Regions from separate parts of the Homo sapiens genome. Here region 1 is linked to region 2. The links are chromatin loops, found by intact Hi-C in ENCODE. Cell type or tissue: mammary epithelial cell. All regions are shown on one strand. Links, peaks and the distances in the headings refer to the core of each region. The heading gives the core; the rest is flanking DNA.

Region 1 (9,318 bases), core at 818-8,817, 160 kb after region 2:
CCATATATTAATTCATTTAATCATCACTCACAATAACCCTATGTGACAGACTATACTAATATCTCTATTTTACAAAGAAGGATATTGAGGCCAAGAGATTTTAAATCACTTGCCTGACTCCACAGACCTGGAAAGTGGTAAATATTTAGTCCCAAGAAGGTTGACTTTTAAAGCCTGTGTTCTACTCACTAAGCTATGTTGCGCCTTTGTGTGATACTAATTAGGTATATAGTCATATTTGAGGCAATAACAATACAGGATGTCTTATATGTGTAAGAGAGAAGACTGAACCTCTCAAATCATTGCTGCACAATGCACCGAAGTACAGAAAGCATCAGTTGCGAGAACAGCAGAAATGGTCAAGAAGTCAACAGAGCAGAGCCCCAAACAATGACCCTGAGAAAGTATGCCAGAGACACAAGTTGATATGCAACCAGAAGGAAGGGAGTTCCTCTGTTTAAAGAAAGTAAATAGACCAGGAACAACCCTAAGAGGCAGGGTCCACCCACACAGGAACAGACTTAGGGGGACCAGGTACAGTTCTCACTGGTGATGGTGCTAGTGCTCACTGGTCTCATCAGCACTGCTAAGACAAAGTGCAGACAGTCACTCTCGGGAGCATCACTTCTCCTGGGTCACATCAGTGAAGAGGCTGAAAACCAACTCCTGACTTGGCCTCTGATTTCTTGTTTGGGTTTGGCAAGCTGACAGCCTTCTTTGTATGTATTAGAGTAGGTCAGTAAGGATGAACCCAATGTTCATATTCCCAGGCAGATTCAGGTCAGGAAGAAAGAATGAAAGTGACCATGATCATCACTTTCAGTCATGTCACACTGGGCGTGGCAGGGCTATGGATGCACTTTGTGAACCACCCCCTTGGGTGTTGAGTGTGCTGGTGCTGACTTCACAGCATTTGATACTGAGGATGTCCACCATTCAATAAACTTAAAACAGAAAGAAACTGATGTCAACTCCTTCCTCCACCTCAGAGGAATGCTCCCAAGTACCTCCAGTCTTATCATATTCTCTAGTTCCAGACCACTTTGCAAAGATGACTGGAAGTCCTTAGCTATAAATTTCAAATCTTAAAAGAGCTTTTGCCATGAGACAGATGGAAAAATGCATTTTTGGCAAGATTTTAACCCACTCAAATGTAGTGATTTTTCTCCAAATTGAATCTTTGAATTTCAAGCTGCATTTAGTGCTGGCAAAATGCAGCTTCCTGGTTCAGGATATCTAATAACGCTAATAGTTATTGAGTGAGATGTGGGCAAATGAGACTAATATATAGACATAATTTCCCTTGAAATAATCTCAGAAGTGAAAGCCCAAGGGAAAACAGGCTCATAATGAGGCAAAATGGATTTTTGCTAAACACAAAAATAGTACAGGACATATTGTGAAACCCCAAAGGACAGCTTTACTGCCTCTATCGATCAATGGTTTGTCCTTTCTATTCTCCCTTTCCAAAGGATCTCCAGAGCAGAATGAAAGGATGGATGTGCAAGTACAGTGATGGATGAAGGTGAGGAATGGGAGGAGGAAGCCACCCGGAGAGTAGGATGACCCCACACACAGGAGCCTTCACGAAGCCTTTTCTCTAACAGCAGGGCTCTCCATTTAAGAGTTAAGAACAGCTCCTCTGCACTGGAATGGAACACCGTCATGTGTTCTTATAAAGTAAAGAAATGCCAAAAAACGATTCAAATTCCATCATCAACTCCTCTTCTCTTCGAAGGGTTGAATCTCTCATACTCTTGAATATTTTAAGAGCTTCTAGCTTCTCTGAGGCTAATAATGGACTAAATGACCAACATTTAGTTCATTATTTTTCCCACCCATCTATGTTTTGGGGTGCATTGTTTGAAACCCCTCAAATCCAATTCCCAAGGCCCCTAATCCCCCACTCCCCATAGCATTCTCAGACTAGTAGCCACAAAGGGCATGTGTGAATAAATACACAAGATCACCTTGGGTATTATACCTCTTGAACACTGCCCCTTGCTAGATATACATCTTGGGAAAATAACCTCAGAGACTTGAGCTGCTCCAAACAACCTGGCACAAACATTGAGGTTTGAAATGAGACTAAGAAACAGACTCTGTAAGTATTATTAAATGTTATAAGCACCCCCGCTAGAGAACAAGTATAGAAAGGAATATGAGCCTATAAATATTCCAGAGGTAGACAAACCATGTATGTATATCACGTATATTTTAAAACAAAAAAATGGTACGCTGGTTTTAGGTCAAAAAGGCAGATGAACTAAAAGAAAATACACTCCTTCAGCAGCAATTCCTGCCACTGGATTACTCAAGACATCTCCAGTTTGGATAATGAAAGATTATGCTTCTCCTTGGCTAACTTGAATCCTGCTGAAAACATGGAAATATCAATAATTACCCAAAAGATCAGCTCTCTTTTTTCTTCCCAGGAAAAAATAAAAAAAAAAACTAAATAATATTGACCTTTGGCTCATAAAAGTAGAATTACTGGTTTTATTATTACTTTTCTTGGATATTTCTAGAACCTGAATTCCTTCCCCTGAATCTTTTAAAAATTCATCCCCCCTCCTTCGTCCTGGAGCAGCTAGAAAGAGAAGACACCATGTGCCACCCGAGAGGAGGGAGAATTCAGAAACTCGTCTTCCATATGTGAAGCCAACATGGCTGGTCATTCTCAGAAAATCATCTTATTTGAGTTGCTGGCCCAGCTTCTGCACAGGCTTTGGTGCTGGATTAGCTGCTCCCTTTCAGAAATTAGCTAAATGGCTTGCCTAAGAAGTCGGGGGTTGAGTGTATTTTGAAATAGAAAAAACAACAGAAAAGTTCACTGATCTACACATTTCTTCTTCTTCTTTTGATGTGGGTTACAAACAAATTTTCTAATGAAATGATACATTTATTCTCCCAATAAACATTTTCTAATTCACATATTCAACATCATCTATTTATTAATATTGAAAGACTACTAGATGTCAGCTATGGATGTTCACGCTAGGGACATGGATATGAACAAAGATGAAGATGTAGGCCTGTGGAAGTTTACGGGCTTAGGTGACACTCGTAGTACTAGCTATTATCTAACACCTCTCTTATGTCACTTAATACATTGAAAATATAAAATACTGTAGGTAGAACAGAGAGAGAAAAGATTAGTTCTACAAGGGAGAAAAGAGACTTTAGATAGAAGCTTGTGCCCAAAGCAGAACTTGAAATGTGACTCTACTGCTCTTTCTATTTTCATTATGGGTACCCTTTTATATTATATTATAGGCCCTTATATATTTGTGATGTCAGGGTGTTCCCTGGGTCTGTTCCCATCATCAACCTGTCCCTAAATAATCAAGTCTGCTCTCCTGATTTCAGTTCCCATTACAAATTCCACACTTCATCTGAAACCATTCTCTTGAATGAGAGAATCCTTTTCATGTTAGCCTTCACCTTGATGGCTCACAGGTCCCTTGAGTGCGATATGACCAACATTTAGTTCATTATATTTCCCGTCCATCTATGTTTTGGATGCATTGTTTGAAACCCCTCAAATCCAATTCCCAAGTCACTTAACCCCCAACTCCCCATAGCATTCTCAGACTAATAGCCACAAAAAGCATGTGTGAATAAACACACAAGATCACCTTGGGCAATTTACCTCTTGAACACTGCCCCTTGCTAGATGTACATCTTGGGAAAATAACTCTCTTTCTCAGTTGGTTCATATGTAGAATGGAAATAATCAGATACCTACCCCCTGAGGTTGTTTTGGGGATTGAGTTAATACATGCAAAATGCTTGGAACAGGGCCTAGTATCAATGGTAAAAATGAATGTTAACTACTGTGATTATTCCAGGAACTCAGAGTCTATGTCCAACTTACCACATTCTTCCACTCAGAACACCCATATATTGAACTTTTCCATGCATTTTCCAATGTGCCTCACACTATTCTAAGCTCTAGAGATACAGCAGTGAACCAATCAAAGACCTTGTGGTGCTTATATTTTAAAAGAGGAGAGACAGATAATAAAAATAAACAAATGCATAATATAACATTAGATGGTATCAAAAGGTATAAAGACAAAAAACATTGTTTTGTAATAGAGAGTGACAGAGAAGGAGAGGCAAATTTTTATATGACAATAGGGGGTGAGTAAGGAAGCTGCTAAAGAAGGAACTTTTGAGTTAAGACCTGAATGATGCAATCCAAATGTAAAAAGATCCGAAGAAGGGAGTCTCGACCTTGGCACTAATGACACTTTGGACCAGAGAGTTCTTTGTTGTGAGGGGCCATCCTGTGCATTGCAGGATGTTTATCAGCAGCCTGACCTCTAACCACTAGATGCCAGTAGCATCCCAGGAGTTATGACAAAATCTCCCTCACTGAATAGCAACACTAAAATGACAATTTAAGTGATAAACACTGTTATCATTCTCGTCTCACTTCTTGACCCAACTGATCATGTTATATTTCTCGGTTACCAACTTGCTTTTTATTTCCTAATCAGCCAAGTCATTTCCCATGGCCATACCTGTGCTTATGCTGACCTCTTGACCTTTGTAGAAGACCCTTCCCACCCCTCTTCAGCTGAACAATTCCCCATCATCCTTTCATCAATTCGATTCAAAGTGTCATCAGTTCAAAGTGTCTCATTGTCTAATTCATTTGTATTCAGTGTCTATAACACACAGTAGGTGCTTGACACATACTCGGTGCTTAATAAATATTTATTGAATGAATTAACTACTTTGCCCTCAGGATTTTACAATTATTTAGAGGCCACAAGATATATATACCTATAACTCTCAAATAATACTAAAGGTGATAAGTGACGTACATTCAATAATAACAAAGTGTTTATTTGAGTTCAGAATGAGGAAAACATACTCTTCAATGAGTACTTTTCTTATGTGTATAGAACAAGTAAAGACTGTTGCTGTCGAATTGTGACTCACCTTCCCCCAATACAGTCCTATAGTCACAGACCATGGTCATAATTTCACTAGTGATTAATAAAGCCCTTGCAGACCAGATGTGAGGATATTTGGTAGGTCACACTGACCATCACTCCTACTGGAAAATCAATCTGCAGATACCAGTGGATTATTTCAATGATAAGAGTCCTATGAATGTAGAGAATGCAAACTGTATCTGAGTGAGGCCAATGCTAAAAGGTACCTTCCCATGCCTTTCTTACCCGTTCTTACCCAGTCTTTAATATGCCACATCTGTTTTATTCCTATGCATATGTGTCCCAGGCCTTCTTAGCCACAGCAGGGGCTAACATCAGACACTATGTACTAGTACGAACTTATCAGTCATCCACAACCAGTACCAGTTGCTCCATATTTTGAATATTCTTATTGGCTTCACCATTACTTGGCTACACACTATCAATGACATTGTCTTACAGCATGAGAATCATATAGAAACCGTTTATTCCATTTGGTTACAAAGATGAGCTAACTGGGAATATTTTGAGAAGATGGCAGGCTACCAAGCTAAAAACCTTCTAAGACAAAATTGAAGGAAATACACCCAACCCGAAAGCAAACAAGCAACTCAGAGATTTAGAATTGCTCTGAAGTTGGTCCAAACTGCTCATCATGTGATTCCATTCCATAATAATCCTCTAGGTCAAAAGTTCAATAAGCATAAACTAATATTTAGGAGTCCAGAAATGTGTCATCAACCACACAAGTGCACTCCTCAGATGGCTCAAGTGGACCATTAAGCTTTGTGTATCTGTACATTCATGAACTGAGCTCCTGTCACACCATTTTGGCACATATTCCCATCTCCCACAATTTTTTTGTTTGTTTCTTGAGACGGAGTTTTGCTATTTTTGCCCAGGCTGGAGTGCATGGCGCAATCTCAGCTCACTGCAACCTCCGACTCCCAGGTTCAAGCCTCCCAAGTAGCTGGGATTCTCCTACCTCAGCCTCCCAAGTAGCTGGGATTATAGGCATGCGCCACCATGCCCGGCTAATTTTTTGTATTTTTGGTAGTGACGGGGTTTCACCATGTTGGTCAGCTGGTCTTGAACTCCAGACCTCAGGTGATCCACCTGCCTCAGCCTCCCAAAGTGCTGGGATTACAGGCGTGAGCCACCGCACCTGGCCCTCCCACCATTTTTTGCCCATATTTCCAACTCCCACCAGATTCCTATCTATCTATGGATCAAAAACTCAGGAAAAACTCAGCATAAGTGTATTACACACAAATCAATACACAGATAATTTCTATTTCCATGTATGTTGATAGTTCCTAAGACAATTAGAAATAACGTTAAACTTTAAAATAATGTTTTTCCCCTCAAATGACCTAAGCAACAGAAAAATCATTGTCAAATAAAGCTTCTACAAAAAGCCCTCCCAACTGCACAGAAGTGGAAATTTCCATTTTACAGGTGATGATCCTAAGGCTCTTCGACAGATTAAGTGCTTTAGCCATGGTCAAAAGCACGATCAAAGGCTGAAACAAGACTTGCATATTTAAACTCCAGCTTAACTGGGAACCTGGTGCTCCACTCCCTGCTTGATGCTACCTCTTAATATAGCTATTGAGTACAGCCCACATTTAAACACCTACTCACAGACGTTACACCAGATAACACTCCTCAACGAAGCTGTGTTCCCAGACCCACAGCTTTGTACCCACACAGAAAATCCAAGAACTTCAGACTACAAGGGAATTTTTTTTTTTTTTTTGAGACAGAGTCTCGCTCTGTCGCCCAGGCTGGAGTGCAGTGGCGCCATCTCGGCTCACCGCAAGCTCCACCTCCCAGGTTCATGCCATTTCCTGCCTCATCCTCCTGAGTAGCTGGGAATACAGGCGCCCGCCACCACGCCCAGCTAATTTTTTGTATTTTTAGTAGAGACGGGGTTTCACCGTGTTAGCCAGGATGGTCTTGATCTCCTGACCTTGTGATCTGCCCGTCTCAGCCTCCCAAAGTGCTGGGATTACAGGCGTGAGCCACCGCGCCCAGCCAGACTACAAGGGATCTTAAATGATCATATGGCCCAGCCTACTCATTTAGCAAATATTTGATCATGGTTCTCTGCACAGCCCAGCACAACTCCCCATCCCCAAGAAGGTGAGATCCAAACTCATTGTATGGCAAGCACTCTACATCATCTGACCTAGTCCACTGCCAGCCCCACAGCCTGCCAGTTCATCCTGCACATGCATGCTAGTGTCAACAAACAACTTGTCTTTTCTAGAATACACCATGTTTTTTCAAACCTCCATTACTATTCCTTGTCCCCCTACAGAATCAGTCTTCAACAACTAGTTCAAATGTCACTACCGCTGTAGGGCATTCTCTGACCCTCTCAGAGAGCATCGTTGCCCCTTCCTTCATCATCCCATGACACTTCTTGCATGCCTTCGACATAGTGCATTTCTCATCATGTGTAAGTCTATGTTATTCATATGTCCACCTTCTTCCACCAGAAGGTGAGTTCTGTGAGGACAGGGACTGCATTTTATTCATTTCACTCATCCTTGCATCTAGGCTAGCACTCAGTGTGCTCCTTAAAAAGTTAGAAAAAATGAGATACAGAGAAAAAAGATGAAGGATGCTAAAGTCAGAGAAATTAAGAGATTTGCTCAAGATCACCCAAATGAATCTCACAGCAGGAGGCCCCAATCAGCACACTTTGTCAGACAGACCAGGAGACAAAAAGCCACTTAACTACCTACTGACATTCCACATCCACCCACTGCCCTCCATTTTCTCTTCATCAGAACATAGTTTCTGATTCATCCCACAGAAAACTCTGCCACAGCTCTGGCAGAGACCCTTGCAGATGAAAATGGCTGTGAGAGCCCTGCACCTTGCAGAAGCAGAGAAGCGCAGCTGGTGGGAGCACTCAGGTGAACAGTTTAATGCATAAGAGGCTCTTCCATGTAAAACAGGCGGGCAAATGCTGGGGGGAGATGGATGGGCTCTCTTGTTTCAACAGTTGCTACAGTAACCCCTCTTCCACCACCAAACCCCAACCTCATAACCTTCTAGAACACCAATCCCAAGGACAGTGTCTCTGGGGGCTGTGGGTCTTCTTAGCTGTCTCTCCAATGTCTGGGAAAACCCCGTGTCTGATCATGGCCTCTCCTGCTTGCAAGTAAAGCCAGCCAGAAAAGGCAGCCAAGAAATTAGCCAGCTGGCAGCAACTCTGGAGGTGGGGCTGTGTGAGACCAGACCAGCCTCTCAGCAAGACGCAAGGGCCTCCCCCAGCCGGCATCAGGCCTTGCTAAAGGGTGAGGAGTCTCTAGTTTCGGCCCCTCACCAACCTCCTCTGAAAATGTCAGAGCAACCCTCCCCTCCTCCCCTGGGGCCCAGCCCTAGAGGGGGAGAGCAGCTCCTCCCCAGCTGCTGCCAATTTGCACCTCATTAGCAACAGCCTCTCCCCAGTGACAGTCCCTCAGAAATCCCAGACTGAGCACCTCGTTGGTGCTAAATGAAATCTGGGTGTTTGAGGAGAATGACATCTGAGCTGCTAGGAGAATGACAAGTCTCAGGGCTTCCCAGAAAACTGGGAGAACACAGGCTACAGAGAAGAGCATTGTTCCTGGAAGAAACCCACAGCTTCACGTCCGTAGTTACTGACAATCAAAGGGATATTTTGAAAGGAGTTGATGGCTGCAAGGTAAATGATGAGCTGAATGAATGCGACTTAATTGCTGCAGAATGCCACTGGAAGTCACAGGGGGTGCCTCCTCTACTTGGAATGCTTGAAAAAAAGATGTAAAATTACCAATTCACCCCTGGTCACAGACAGAGAATTGGGAAAGATGAAATACCTAAAAAAACTCTTAAAAGTCCTTTAGAAGTAAGAGGAACTAAGAACAACATTGTTTAAAAATTCTGAAGAAATACACGAATATGTTAACTTTTCTATTGTTGTAAAGCAAAACAGAATAAGCAACTTCCAGGTCACTATGGTGAGCTGGACACATACTTTTAGCCCAGCTCTCTCCAGAAACTCCCAGTAAGATGAAAGTCAAGGAAATAAAAGACATACATCAGAAAAAAAAAAAAGAAAGAAAGAAAAGAAAGAAAACAGGAGATGACAATAAAAGAGACAGATGACAACCTTTTTGGAAGCTGCGAAGTGAGCTGAATGCAGGCAGAGTAGACAAATCCAGAAATTAAATGTGTTAAGAAGGAAGCAGCAAACAAAAAGAGGTGGGGTCACCCCACAGAGTTCCAGAAAAGCTCAGAAACTAGAGGCATCAGGTAGTGCTGAAGGTGAGGGTGTGAGGAGGAGCCAAAAACAGGAAGAATCCTTTCTAGAGAGTAATTAGACCCCCATTCT
Region 2 (9,318 bases), core at 806-8,805:
AGACTGGATAAGCTCCTCTAACAGGAGTGGGCAGACGGAAGAGAACATAGAAAAGAACTAAGCTCGGAGGGATTTGCAGAGGTTGGGGGAGGAAGCAATGAAAAAGAATAGGAAGGGCCATCTGATGAAACAAGAAGAAAATTAGGAAAGGGTGATGTGAGAAGCCAAGAGAGGAGAGCATTCCAAAAAGGATGGAATATGTAGTATCTTGAATATTTTTGAGAGACTGGATAAGGAAAGAACAGAAAAATAAATAATACCTAATACATTTAGCATATAGGAGATCATAGGCAACACTGAAAAAAGAAGCAATTTCAGTAAATGGGTAGAGTAGATATCAGATCAGAACAGGTTACAATGACTAGAAAGTGACATACCGAAAATAATTTATATAGTTAACACTTTCTGGAAGCTTGGCAGTGACCACAAAACTGAGAATTAGAGCAGTAGGTAAGACACAGTTTGTGGCTAAGGAATGTTTTTGGGTTTTTTTAAAGATAGAAATTATTAGAGTGTGTTTATGCTGATAGAAATTATCTAGAAATGAGGGGATGAAAATATATAAAAGAAAGGAATTTCAAGTCCTTGATAAGAAGACAAGGGAGAATATCCAAAACCCTTATGGAAGGTCTAGCTTCAGAGAAGTGGTACAGACTAATGAAAACCAAAAGCATCTTGTATTAGAAAAATTGCACGATTAAAATTGTCTCTCTTTCTCTCTTCCCCTGCCTCCACATTGACCTATCAATTGAGAGAGATACATATTGGAGGGCAGGAAGCTAAAGGTGGGTATATGAATCCCCTGGTTGGAAAGTCATAAACTCCATCTTAACTTGAAACAACCCCTTCTAGTTTCCTAAATAAAGCACCTCCTTCAATTGAGTCACCACTGAATTACCTTCTGGCCCACACTGTCTGCACTCTGGGTGGCACTGAGGCACCACAGCCCTATCATTCTTCTCCTGCTTTCCTCACCCTGCGCATGGCCCACAACCTTCCTATTGCTGCCATGCTGCACAAACACAATGGGAGAAGACAACTGATGGGGACAACTATGTTTTCTCTTTCTACAACCTCCATCCCAACCTACTCTCTTTCCACATGTTCTCCCAATCCTTTTGCATTGTCACTAGCAATTATAGCATTCATATTCATGTTGTCTTTTTTCATCAACTCTCTTTAAATGTTTGTGATTCTCAGATATCTCCTATTTCCACTCTCCACGTTCATCTATTCCCACAGCTTTCATTACTGTGTAAATAGGCTGATGACTCACAATGCCTGACCTCCAGCCCAGTCTTCCTCATAAGCTCCAAACTCATATACCCACTCAACCTTCTATTGGGCATCTCCAGTTGAGGACAACAGGGATACCTCACACTTCACAGTTCTACAACTAAACTCATTACCTCCCCAGCCCATCCTCAAATCAACTCATTTTCCAACATCTAATCAGTTTTTCAGGTGTGTGTGTGTGTGTATGTGTGTTTGTGTGTGTGTGTGTGCGCGCGCGTGCGCGCACTTAGCAGTAGCTTGGTTTAGTCTGGGCTCCTCTTGTGTCCAAAATCCAATCAATTACTACATCCTGTCAATTTTGTTTCCTTCAAACTCATATCTACCAACGTTATTCTTAGTTCACGTCACCATTATTTCTTGCCTAGATTACTAGCATGGCTTCTGAAAGTTGTCTCTATGCCTCCAACTCTTGAACTGCATGGTATTTCCTCCACGCTGCAGCCTGAACAATATTTGGCTTAAAGTAGTTTAATGCTCACCTCCCAACTATCCTGATGATAAAACACTCAACTTGCAGCATGGCTTACAAGGACCTTCAGGGTCCAGCTCTTGCTATCTCAGATCTCATGTCTTACTCAGTACACCCTCTCTCACTTGGACTTGTGTGCTCTTCTTTCTATCCGGAAGGCTCTTGCCACTCACCTCCTAACCACCCTCCTCTCACTTAACTTAGTTAGCTCCTTAAGGTCTCAGCTTAATTGCCGCCTCTTCCAGGAAGCCCCTTCTCTGACCCCTCTCCTCTCTTTCCTATTTGTTACTACACAGAGCTGATCTGAGGAGTAGACCAGCTGGGGAGGTTTCCAAGGGGTAAATCTGTAAGTGGAACTGAACCTCGTCTCCCTGAGAAAGTATGCTTATCAGAAATCATTTTTACCAGACTTTGTCTTAAGGAGGATACCGTATAAGATGCTAATGTTTGGGAGGCAGTGAGTGACTGCTGGGCAGGCTGAACTACATTCTAGGAGGACAGGTTCTGTTCATTGCAGGCTTTTGTTTCACTGATTAGGGAGTGCAATTTTGGGCCTGGAGCTTAACTGTCCAGAATAACACAGGAGGGTTCTTGCCTGAACTGTGCTTGCTGTCTCTGCTAAATAAAATGTGAACAAATAAGTGCTGTCTCCTCTTGTCATACCTCTGCTTCCCACTAACACATCAGTAACAACTCTTCATTCTAACTTCCTCTTTACCTGTTTATCTTCACGACCAGACTGGAGGGTCAGGGACTGAGAACTGAATATAGTTCTAGCTTATGATGTATTTATTTTTTACTTAACAAATGAAAACACTGAGATTTAGAGAGCTTAGGTGAGACGCCCAAGATCACACACATCAAGGCTGGTTTTGAAAGCAGACCGTCTGACTCCAGGGCTCATAGGAATAACCAGTTACTGTGCTGCCCCATGAATGGCTTATACCCACTCAAAATTGAAAAATGCACTTAAAATCAACCAGAACACATGGCAACAGAGCGACACTCTGTCTCCAAATAAATAAGTAATAAAAGTCTATTTCTTTCTTACCCCTTCAATTCTATCACTACCACCTTCCTCTAGTCTCTGGTTCATTTGGTAAGACCTTAAACTCCCCAGTACATTTTATGAGAATAAAGTCCAGTGTGCACATGTTGAAAAGACTTGAAGATTTTATTGATTGTGCTTATTGATGTGTTAACAAAAAATTGGCATGCAACAGAAAGAGATAGAATTTATTTTTTATTCCCTGGTGAATATCTATGAATCCACTGAATCAATGAGAAATCAAAGGTGATACTTGAAATCAAGCTCTGAAATACTCACTTCTCTTGGTGACCTTGAGCCTCCTTCTCGAAATGTTGGTTTACATCTGAAATTAATCTGTCATTCAAAAAGAAAAGTATATTATATTAGAGATAAGCATCAGACTAGACTGAATTACCTGAAAAAAAAAAAAACAGTGACAGATATTGAGACTGAAAAGCAAAACCTCCAAAGAACAAGGAATAATACTCTTCTTAGTCTTTTGAAATCATCACATTAGATAATCAACAGAGATCCCAGGTGATTCTATATCTCCAACCCCTTTCCTTCATTCTCACAAATCAAATCTAAGTATCTTTAAACGATAATGCTCTTACACCATAAATTTGAGAAACTGAGATAAGAAAGAGCCAGAGGAAAGATACTGGCAGCTTAAACTACCCAGCTGGGTTTCTGATTGTAAAAGTAGAAAATATAAACTTGAGTTTTTTTAGTATTATGACAATTATTCAAAGACAACAGAGTTATTCTTTTTTTTTTTTTTTGAGATGGAGTCTCATTCTGTCACCCAGTCTGGAGTGCAGTGGTGTGATCTCAGCTCACTGCAACCTCCGCCTCCTGGATTCAAGCAATTCTCCTGCCTCAGCCTCCCGAGTAGCTGGGACTACAGGTGCGTGCCACCACATCTGGCTAATTTTTTGTATTTTTAGTAGAGACGGGGTTTCACCGTGTTAGCCAGGATGGTCTCCATCTCCTGACCTCGTGATCCACCCATCTTGGCCTCCCAAAGTGCTGGGATTACAGGCATGAGCCACCACACCCAGCCCAGAGTTATTCTTTATAAAAGGATTCAGCACTGCTTTTCTTTTAGATGTGGAGGTCTCCTAGTAGGCACATTGACATTTCGGTTAGCTACTCGATAAAGTGAAAGGAGCAAAAGAATGAAGGCAGAGATGAGTAAGTGAAGTTGGGGCAGAAAAGAAAATATTAAGATAACATGTTGGTAGTCATTGCCACAAGATATCAGCTAGGATCAACTGGTCATGTCAGTGAAACTACATGAATGTCATGGGGGACTAAAATATTTCAATGCATTTACCCATGACAGCTCAAGAACATAGATAATACACAGAGAAACACACACATTAAAATGTAGTGGGAAGTGTGAAAGGAAAGAGGATGGCAGGCAACTCACTATTGGAGCCTTTCCCATCCCCTAAATGACAAATAAATGGACTTTGCCGAATCCACTGATTCTGGAGGCACACCACCACCGGGATGTCACTTCCAGCCCCACCCACACATTTGAGCAGCAACAGGAGGAGCACTGCCCCAGCAGAGTGAGAGCCGGCTTCCAGCGTGGCTCGCTCCCTTGCAGGCACTTTAGGAAGACGTAAACCACACAAGTCAGATATATGTGAACAACAATTATAAACAGCTTATAGAACTTCTTCCTTCTTAAACAGCTTGTGGAACAGCCTATGGGTGGATAGTAATGCTTGAACTGAGATGATATAATAAGAGAATCAGTGCACACCAGGCTTTTCCATCTAACTGTGTTCTTCCTTTTCCCAAGAGTCAACGTAAAATGATATCAAATTACACTTCAGCAAACAAGAGAGTGAACGACCCTTAAACATTGTCTTTCCATTAGTAATCTGGTAATAATGTTGGACTTCCAGCTTTTTTTTAAGGGCATTGTTTTCAAAAAGTTGGAACTGGAAATTTACACCGGGCCTCTGAAGACCAAATACTTGCAATGTAACAAAACTGCAGCAGGGGGCGCGCTCTTACCTTTTCTAGCTGCTCAATGCAGGCGGTGTGGACGACGATTTTACAGACTGCACACTTCCTCCTGAGAGCTGATTTCTACAATATTCAATTCAAAAGACAAAAAAGAAATGTTAACAGTCTGTTCTGAAGAGTTCCCTAGTATTAAAGTGGGCATATATAATAAATACATAAATACAGCAAACATTGTAATTATTTCTATTACAAAGCAAATTTAAAACTTCATCTTAAATATTGAATAAACTGACAAACTTTATCAACAGTCTCTGCACTCACCAAGTAGCTCCACATCTGCATGATTTAGGGTGGGCTAGATTGTCTCTTCAAATAATAATAATAATAGCTCCAATATTTTGAGCATATAACAAGAACTGGCTCTTTGTTCTGTCATTTCTAAGTTTCAGAACCTTACAATATAGGCATTATTCTCTTCCATTTTAAAATATTTTCTACATTATCACTCAAGTAGCTAAGGGGCAAGACCAACATCCAAACTCAGATCTAAGTTGAAAACAGGCATTCTTTCCCTATTGCCAAAGAGTCTAGATTTCCAGGGGCCAGTCATTTTAGGCTTCTATCCCAGGCATGAGTCTAGACTAAGTTACTTCGGTTTCTGCCCAAATCTTCCAGAAGTAAAGGAAGGCAAGTTCAGCTTTTACGCCCAGGAAACAATAATAAGAATAGCAACAAAAGCAGGAAACGCTGCTAATAGGAATATAGTATTTGCTATCTGTTCTTATAAGCACTTCACAAATGGTAGTTCACTTAACCCTCACAACCCTATGAAACAGGCCCTATTCTTAATTCCATTTCACTGATGAGAAAACTGCCCAAGGTCAGTGAATTAAGGCACAGCAGGGCCAAGTGGTCTGGCTTCAGAGCTCATGCTTATAAGCATTACACAATTCGGCCTCTCTGACAGTCAGTATTAGTTTAAAATTATAATGAAATAAAACTTTTTAAAGTTTATCTTTTTCTCTAATGATAAAAAATGGACTGCATGGAGAGAGATGAATGAGCAGAATCTACATTTCATGACTGCCAGTGTCATGCAGGATCTAAGATAGGAAAGTTCAGCCCTCTCTATAAAGGACAGACTGGAAGGAGGATTTGTATGAATAATTTCTGTGTTTGAGCCTGAAAGAAATGTACTATAACTAAGCCTGTCTGTCAGATGGGCTATCAAAGCATCCAAGTGTGAAAGGTCCTGAGTTCCTGTCCTCTTAGAGATTGCTGGCAACCTTCCCCTTCCGAGGAGTGGTTTCCCCTGCTGAGGTATAATTTTTGAGTCAACTGTGTCAGGTAGGTGAGAAGAAATAAAGCATTGCTGCGGCCAGAGATTTGAAGAGCTGCAAACCACCACTTTGGAGGGGTAGGATTAGGAAAGAAAATGCAGCCTCATAGGTCTTGGACAGCTGCATTCATTCAACATGGGGTATTTACACATTATCAGCCACCAACAAAGAACCTAAAACACTGCAGTACCGCTGCCATGAAACTTGTAGAAGAAATCCACTGACTGAGATTCCTTTATTCTGCTTGCAGATGCTTTTATCACTCTCGGATTTCCTCTTCCTGAGGGAAGAACATGGTGTAGCACATGAAATACATTTGACAATTGCTTTTGCACATAACAATGATAAAAGAAACCAAAGCATCTAGCTACACTACTGAACAGTGTCTTGTTCTACTACTAAAAAAGAAAAGAAGAAGAGAAAAAGAAGGAGGGGGAGGAACAAGAAAACATACAGTAGTAATCGTAGTAACACAGCAGTAGCAATCAAAAGGACAATCAAAAAATTCTATTTTGCTCTACAGGGTAGAGCACCCATAAGCAAATCATGGTTTCCCTTCTGTTTCCTATGGATATCCTGGTGCGAATCACTGCTTTGGCACCACCTGTGGAAAATGCATGGGGCATTTGAGTCACATTGCTAATCAGAGTTATAGCGACACAAAGGAAACTGGAGTTGATTTTAGTCTATTCATTTCCCATGAAACTCCTAGTAAATTACATTGTGGATAAGCAATGCAATATTACCACAGGTAGGCAACCACTTACAGGCTGTGATTTAAGGATGCCTGAAAAGCCTCCCTCCTTGCCAATAACTCCTGTCCTAGTCTAGCTTCGTGCTTGACACTACGCTCTGCATTAAGTTCTATGGAGTTCCAGGGATTTCTTAGTCTGTTACGAAAGTCACTGAAGATGGAAGGAAGATGCGGAGAAAACTCAGGAAGCCTCATGCATTCAATGAAATGCAATGCCTCCTCCTTTGTTTTACAAATCAGGATTCTGAGTCAAAACATCTTTTGCACAAGGGATCTGGGCTAGAAGAATTTGAGAACTGGTGCATTAAGATATGCTATCTCTCAGCCTTCTGGAACGTCATGTAAATGCACTAACATCATTCATATGGAAAAACTGAAGTGCAACGTTCCGCAGATGATAATATATGGAGTCGAGTGCTGTAAGTTCTAAAACTGATTTTAACTGAACTATATTGATTTTTAAAAGATCCTCTTAAAATATATTATGAACTTATGTGCCTTTTGAGGCAGAATATATAAACCATATTCTAAATTTTTCTTCATAAAGACTACAACATGATGCACTGTACAAAGAACAGTCATTTTTCTCTTTCCTGTCCTTCTGTTTGGGTAGAGCTCCTTTTGAGTCAGTGTTGCTGTCTTTTGTTGCTCTCAATTTCCTAAATGGCAGCTTCTCAACAGCTTTTAATCTGAGAAATCAGATAATTACAGTTTACAATCATATGTAAAATTAAGTAAATAAATTCTGAATAAAGGTCCCAGGTCTTTTGCCATAGTAGAAAAGTAAATAGATTTTTAGTTCCTTAATTGAGGGAAACTGTTTTAGCAAATCGGAAATTTTAATCACTGACTTCACGGTGTATGACTACATTTCAACTGGTTAAAGTTATTTGAAGTAGTTGGATAATAAGCTTCCGGACAGAAATTGCCCAAAACACCTAGAATTTTGTGCTTAGTTAGGTTGCAATTTTTCATTTTTAAGTTCCCAGCTATACACAAAGGTAAGATGCAGGAATCTGGACATTCTAAATACTACAAATATTCACTTTTTCCCAAATAACTTATATGAGCCAGTGCTTACTTCTCTACGAAAGGTGATAAATTAAACCAAGAAAAGTCACTTAAAAGCATTCAGTAGGGGCCGGGAGCAGTGGCTCATGCCTGTAATCCCAGCACTCTGGGAGGCTGAGGCGGGCGGATCACAAGGTCAGGAGATCGAGACCATCCTGGCTAACACAGTGAAAGCTCGTCTCTACTAAAAATACAAAAAAATTAGCCAGGCATGGTGGTGGGCACCTGTAGTCCCAGCTACTCAGGAGGCTGAGGCAGGAGAACGGCGTGAACCCGGGAGGCAGAGCTTGCAGTGAGCCGAGATCGCGCCACTGCACTCCAGCCTGGGCGACAGAGCGAGACTCCATCTCAAAAAAGAAGCATTCAGTAGGTTACCTCTTATTCCTTACATTGGGACACAGTTGTTATAGAACCTAGCACAAAAACATAATTTAAACAAATATTGCCTAGAACATGAAACATGTTTAAAAATTAAAATTATTTAAAAAACAATAATTTGCTCTCATCAATGAATTTAAAGGCCAGTTGAGCTTACTGCCTTAAATATCAAACAGCACCTAAGCACCCTTACTAAGGGTTTCCTGATTTTGCTGGTGTTGGTATTCAAAAGAAACTTATTTGTAGGTGTGTGGTACGGGGTGGGCAGAGGGGGGAACATATCCGTTTAAACTAAGACAATATGGAATACAGTATAGATCACAGTCCATTATATTACACTGTTCTAATAAAAACATGACCAACATTTACTTAAATAACAACACAATAATATATATGCTAGGTTTTAGGATGGTGGGCATGATCTCACCAGCAGCCATACAGTGGTTATAAGAGAAAACACATCCTACATATTTCCCATGCTGCAGGCCCTGCTGGCATTGAAAGTAGTGACAGCTCTCCACCAATCTTCAGCTCATAGCAGGCAAGGGAGAAAAACTGTCACAGCTTTAGACCACTGGAGCAGGGAATGGGGATTGAGGAGGACAGAGGCATCAGTGGCAGGCAGTGGTAGAGAGTATACAATTGTCCCTAATAAAGAGATTAATATTGAATCCTATCCCACCCAACTACCTCCCTTGCCTAAGTCCCTGATCTATATGTACCAAGAAAGCTATTTTTTTTCTTCCTTTGAGCAAGATATGTGATTTCTGCTAAGTAACAATGAATATCTGGTGGGAGTTGAGAGAGTTTGATGGAGAAAAACAGGAAAGGAAGGATGGGAAAGATGATGAAAAATAAAGATGAAAAAGAGGGAAGGGGAAAAGACGGGAAAGGGTAGGAGAGAAGGGAGAGGAGAGGGGAGGAAAGGAGAAGAGGGGTGGGTCCTTCAGGGCCTGGGGTTAGCTACTTTCACAGGCCCATGATCTATAAAAGGATT

The links. Peaks named below come from ENCODE experiments on the same cell type or tissue, not always from the same donor. Only the 100,000 strongest peaks of a DNase experiment are listed, where the experiment ranks them.
Region 1: a loop joins it to region 2, with 6 times the contacts of the local background. A loop is called at or near these places in 5 of 110 quality-filtered maps.

Annotation. Positions count from the first base shown.
Region 1 is chr7:137,812,622-137,821,939 of GRCh38, forward strand. All of the region lies in intron 1 of DGKI (diacylglycerol kinase iota), which reads right to left. Among named protein-coding and RNA genes, the nearest start is that of DGKI, 30 kb to the right of the region's middle. RefSeq lists enhancers at 7,355-8,135, 8,161-8,210. In mammary epithelial cell, for the core only: a CTCF peak has its summit at 4,325 (motif pointing right); no DNase peak of the experiment used is centred there.
Region 2 is chr7:137,651,640-137,660,957 of GRCh38, forward strand. DGKI (diacylglycerol kinase iota) reads right to left here. Exons shown (of 33, transcript NM_001321708.2): 4 at 4,827-4,901; 5 at 3,093-3,149. Among named protein-coding and RNA genes, the nearest start is that of DGKI, 190 kb to the right of the region's middle. In mammary epithelial cell, for the core only: a CTCF peak has its summit at 4,815 (motif pointing right); no DNase peak of the experiment used is centred there.